2 separate regions of the Homo sapiens genome follow, and region 1 is linked to region 2. Evidence: chromatin loops called from intact Hi-C (ENCODE). Cell type or tissue: chondrocyte. All regions are shown on one strand. Each heading gives the region's core, and the rest is flanking DNA. Links, peaks and the distances in the headings are about the cores only.

What was found. Hi-C counts contacts between places; a loop is a spot of excess contacts. Peaks named below come from ENCODE experiments on the same cell type or tissue, not always from the same donor. Only the 100,000 strongest peaks of a DNase experiment are listed, where the experiment ranks them.
Region 1: it touches region 2 in a loop (4-fold over the local background); 33 of 110 quality-filtered maps call a loop at or near these places.

Annotation. Positions count from the first base shown.
Region 1 is chr10:12,270,407-12,273,719 of GRCh38, reverse strand. No RefSeq gene overlaps it. Among named protein-coding and RNA genes, the nearest start is that of CDC123, 76 kb to the right of the region's middle. In chondrocyte, for the core only: no CTCF peak of the experiment used is centred there; no DNase peak of the experiment used is centred there.
Region 2 is chr10:12,332,311-12,334,810 of GRCh38, reverse strand. No RefSeq gene overlaps it. Among named protein-coding and RNA genes, the nearest start is that of CAMK1D, 16 kb to the left of the region's middle. In chondrocyte, for the core only: no CTCF peak of the experiment used is centred there; a DNase peak (open chromatin) is centred at 1,010.

The sequences.
Region 1 (3,313 bases), core at 814-3,313, 62 kb after region 2:
TTTGCTATGTTGGTCAGGCTGATCTCAAACTCCTGGCCTCAAGCAATCCTCCCACCTTGGCCTCCCAAAATGCTGGAATTACCACCACCACCCAGCCCATCTTTTTTTTTTTTTTTTCTGGAGACAGTCTAGCTCTGTCACCCAGGCTGGAGTGCAGTGGCGAGTTCTTGACTCACTGTAACCTCCACCTCCCAGGTTCAAGTGATTCTCCCACCTAAGCCTCCCAAGTAGGTGGGACTACAAGCACATGCCACCGCACCTGGCTAAATTTTATATTTTTAGTAAAGACGGGGTTTCACCATGTTGGCCAGGCTGTTCTTGACCACCTGACCTCAAGTGATCCACCTGCCTCAGCCTCCCAAAGTACTGGGATTCCAGACGTGAGCCACCACTCCTGACCCATCTTTTTAAGCTTTCTACCTACATTAATGGACACCAGCAGCTGTGTCTCTACTGCTCTCACCCTTACAGATTCTGCTCCTCTCTGCACGAGCAGGTAGGTGACGGAGCCATAGGAGATGGGCCGTGCTCTGGATGCCTTCTTCAACCCTCACAGACAAGAAAAGCCGTGTTTTCCAGGCCGAGTGTTGCCTGGAAGCCTCTCTCCTATTATTCAAAAGCCCTTCCACCTGTGCCTAATCTAGATGATTCAATGGGGCTTTGCAGTTTAACTGCTTCCTGCCCTCTACATGTTGGTTACGTGTATGCGATCCCAAGTTTGTGAGGGTGCAATTACTTGAAGCAGTAAAGAGGTTGTTGCCAAAACGGAGTCCTCAATCCAAACTCAGCCACTGTTTGCAGAAGAGAATATTCTGGGAATTTCTCAATATGAGTAGCTAATGGTAGTTGTGATTAAAACCTTCTTAGTGTAAATTATAGCAAGCAGAAACAGTGATGACATTTGTCTCTGTGACTGTGATGTAAGAAAGTCCACAGACATGTTATTTAGTACAAATTGACCATCTACTGTGTGCCAGGTGTCATACCAGGTATAGCAAACATACATTTCCATAGTTGAAAAAGAACGTAGAGATCACACATTCCAACCATCCATAGATTGTTGCATCCAATTTACAACATCTCCACCAAGAATAACTCATGGGCCAGGTGCAGCGGCTCACGCCTGTAATCCCACCACTTTGGGAGGCCAAGGCAGGTGGATCACCTGAGGTCAGGAGTTCAAGGCCAGCCTGGCCAACATGGTGAAACCCCATCTCTACAAAAAATATAAAAAGTAGCTGAGCACGGTGGCACATGCCTGTGGTCCCACCTACTCAGAAGGCTGAAGCACAAGTAATTGCTTGAACCTGGGAGGCGGAGGTTGCTGTGAGCCAAGATCACACAACTGCACTCCAGCCTGGGTGACAGAGAGAGACTCGGTCTCAAGAAAACAAACAAACAAACAAAAACTCTTATGGAGAGGAACCCACAGATTCCCATAGCAGTCCATTCTACTTTTACTCAGCTCTGACTGTTAGAAAGTGCTCCCTTGGAGGCTGAGGCAGGAGAATCACTTGAACCTGGGAGTCAAAGGTTGCAGTGAGCCAGAATCGCACCACCGCACTCCAGCCTGACGACAGAGAGACTCCATCTCAAAAAAAAAAAGAAAAGAAAAAAAGAAAGAAAGTGCTCCCTTGGGCCGGGCGCGGTGGCTCACGCCTGTAATCCCAGCACTTTGGGAGGCCGAGGTGGGCGGATCACGAGGTCAGGAGATCGAGACCATCCTGGCTAACACAGTGAAACCCTGTCTCTACTAAAAATACAAAAAAAATTAGCCGGGCGTGGTGGTAGGTGCCTGTAGTCCCAGCTGCTTGGGAGGCTGAGGCAGGAGAATGGCGTGAACTCGGGAGGCGGGGCTTGCAGTGAGCCGAGATCGCGCCACTGCACTCCAGCCTGGGTAACAGCGAGACTCCATCTCAAAAAAAAAAAAAGAAAAAGAAAAAAGAAAGTGCTCCCTTGGGTTAATTCCTTTTTTTTTTTTTTTTTTTTTGAGACCAAGTCTCGCTCTGTCGCCCAGGCTGGAGTGCAATGACGCGATCTCAGCTCACTGTAATCTCTGCCTCTTGGGTTCAAGCAATTCTCCTGCCTCAGCCTCCCGAAAAGCTGGGACTACAGGCACGTGGCACCACACCTGGCTAATTTTTTGTGTTTTTAGTAGAGACAAGGTTTCACTGTGTTGGCCAGGCTGGTCTCAAACTCCTGACTTCAGGTGATCCACCCGCCTCGACCTCCCAAAGTGCCGGGATTACAGGTGTGAGCCACCGCACCCGGCCTCCCTTGGGTTATTTCCTAATTCATAATCATTGCTTATGTGGAAGGAACTATAATCAGCTATATCTCCTCTTGCTAAGAAAAGGAATTATTCCTGTATCTTGTCCTGGCATCCACGTGTCCTCACGGTCTCTTATGATGTGACTCAACAGAAGTTGCGGGCATTTTTTTTCAGACCTAGAAGTTGACAGTTTACCAAACAGGTATTCTGTTTCCTGGCACCAAGTCAGAAATATGTTCCCAGGTTAGTTAAAAGGTGTCGAGGTGTTCGATTTCAGGCGTCTAGCTGATGCTCAGCCCATGCAATTAGGAGCCCGGCCAGAGCAAGTAAATCTTTTAGGCTCTTGGATGATGAGTCACGAATTCCATATAAGGCCCAACTTCCAGCCCCTGGCACTGAGGATGATCATAAGTGTTTGATCCTCTTGAGGCAGTTGCATTTTTACAGGGAGTTCTAACAAAAATAGATTACTCCACCCTGATTATGAGGAAATGCTTTGCTTAAGAAGCAGAAGTAGAGAGGGGGTGGAAAGGCTTGATGGCTGAAAGAAAACACTTGTTTGAAGTTTTCTTTTTCTTTTTCTTTTTTTTTTTGAGAAGGAGTTTCCCTCTTGTCACCCAGGTTGGAGTACAGTGGCGCTATTTTGGCTCACTGCAAACTCCGCTTCCTGGGTTCAAGTGATTCTCCTGCCTCAGCCTCCCGAGTAGCTGGAATTACAGGCACCCGCCAGCACACCCAGCTAATTTTTGTATTTTTGGTAGAGATGGGGTTTTACCATGTTGGCCAGGCTGGTCTTGAACTCCTGACCTCAGGTGATCCACCTGCCTCGGCCTCTCAAAGTGCTGGGATTACAGGCGTGAGCCCGGCCTAAAGTTTTCAAATGTAAAATAATTTTGCTAGAAGACAAACAATGGTTACGAAATTTTTATGGGAAACTTTTTTTTTTTGAGATAGGTTCTCGGTCTGTCATCCAGGCTGATGCGATCACATCTCACTGCAGCCTTGATAACCCAGGCTCAAAGGATCCTCCTGCCTCAGCCT
Region 2 (2,500 bases), core at 1-2,500:
AACCCCGTCTCTACTAAAAATACAAAAACTAGCCAGGTGCGGTGGTACTTGCCTGCAGTCCCAGCTGCACAGGAGGCTGAGGCACGAGAATCACTTGAATCCGGGAGTTGGAGGTTGCAGTGAGCCGAGGTCACACCACTGCACTCCAGCCTAGGTAACAACAAAAAAAACCTTGGAAAAATGTCTAGGTCTGTATTTATCACTACTTGGTCCTGAGAGTGGCACTGAGGACAGAGATCACATCCAGAGGTTCTGTTCTGCTGCTACTAGCATGGGAAAGCCCAGTGTTCCTTGATACCAGTACAGATGTGAAGCCTTTTCCCTTCAGCTATCTGCCTTCTGCTGAGAAAGGAGAGAAGCCAGAAGCAGGTTTCCCCACCTGTCCCATGTGCACCGACCCCGCACACGCTCACCTATGACAATGTTACTCATGCCATTTCCCTAAGGCATTTAAGTCACCGGGCAATTAAAACCCAAGATGCTGGGTGTGTGGATCCAATCAGGGCAGCCTTCACAACGCCCAATTATTACCCGGAAATCCAGCATTGTTCTGGAATCCCTGAGGTTTCTTCAAGATGACACTTGCATTTCTAAGCACAGAACTCCAACTTCTTCTTCATTACCCTACCGGCCTATTTCCCAGGAAGTAAACAAGCACAATGTCATCATTCTATTCTATCCCGAACCTTCCTACAGCTCCCTGGCAGAAGGTTAGCGGGGGTTTTCTCTCTCTAGTTTGGCTGACTCAGATCTCTCCTCTCCCCCTGGTTGCCTTGAGGAGGCCGAGGTTCTAGGTTTTCTGGTTTCAAAATAAATTGGCAGAAATCTGAAATGATGCCAATACCGCCTTCCTGCCCGCAGGCAGCTGGGTCCCAGTGGGAGGTCTCTTAGCAACCAGGCTCAAATCAAATATTTGGGCGTCTGGACACATTCTGATTGGAATGAGATCATAAACAAAAACTTCTCTCTTTCCCTCAACCCAGTTACCAAGCCCCTGGGTTGCTGCCCTGCACCAGGGAAGTCCGTGACTCATGCGGAACCTTCAGTTACAGGCAGGCCCCACAATGAGACATCGCAGTCCCAGACGGCCAGGCCAGAGATCCACTTCTATTTCTGTCTTGATAGGTAGCCTTGCACAAGACATGCCAGCTTCAACTTTTTTGTGGCTGTGCCTACCTAAAACCCAAAGTTTTAATTTGATCCCAAAGTTTTAAAGGAGCTTCTGCACGCAGCTCCTTCCAGAAATCAAACTGTTCCCAGGTTCAAGGAGGCATGAGCTTCAGTTCAAGTCAGAAGCAAACCAGAAGAAACGAGGGTTTCTGAGTCCTCTCTTCCTCCATCTGCCATCTCGTCCTTCTCTCCACCTTCCCTGCAAGTGACAAATGACGCAGGGTTGAGAGAAGGGGCAGATGGATGCTAGCCAAGGGTAGTTTCACATCTTTTATTTTCCAACCTCTAATCCCAAGTTTTGTACACTCAGAAAAACAAAATACACCAATTTTGGCTTTGGTTGCTAATTTCAATTGGTATCCTTACACACAGGGGAGATTTTATCTCAGTTTTTTTTTTTTTTTTTTTTTTTTTTTTTTGAGATAAAGTCTCACTCTGTCCCTCAGGCTGGAGTGCAATGACGCGATCTTGGCTCACTGCAGACTCCGCCCAGCTAATTTTTGTATTTTTTTAGTACAGACGGGGTTTTGCCATGTTGGGTAGGCTAGTCTCGAACTCTTGAACTCAGGTGATCCACCCACCTCGGCCTCCCAAAGTGCTGGGATTACAGACATGAGCCACCATGCCCAGACATAAAACTCTATTGTATGGATATAAAAGCTGAGATAAAGTCTCCCCTGTATATAAGGATACCAATTGTCACCTTTAAAGATACCCTACCCCTTACCCTGGGGGACAAACATTGCCAGGTCCTAAATAAGCACTTAAAGAATTGAATTAGCACCCAAAACACCTGGAAAGTCATTTCTTCTTTCAGTGGTAATAAGCAAGTGGTAAATTAGGCACCACTGGTTTGCCTCCACCATGCTCTAATTTTGTGGCTTCAAGGGCGGCAGGTTGCGTAACTCCTCTCAGTCTCAGTTTCCATATCTGGAAAATGGAAATAATAGTAGTACAGACAGTCGTCTACTTACAATAATTTAACACATAATTTTTCTTTTTTTTTTTTTTGAGACAGAGTTTTGCTCTTGTCGCCCAGGCTGGAGTGCAGTGGCACGATCTTAGCTCACCGCAACCTCTGCCTCCTGGGTTCAAGCGATTCTCCTGCCTCAGCCTCCTGAGTAGCTGGGATTACAGATGCATGCCACCATGCCCAGCTAATTTCTGCATTTTTAGTAGAGACAGGGTTTCACCACCTTGGCCAGGCTGGTCCTGAACTCCTGCCCTCAGGTGATCCGCCCACCTTGGCCTCCCAAAGTGCTGGGATTACAGGCATGAGCCACCACGCCAAGCCTAACTTAGAATTTTTCAGCTTTATGATGATGTGAAA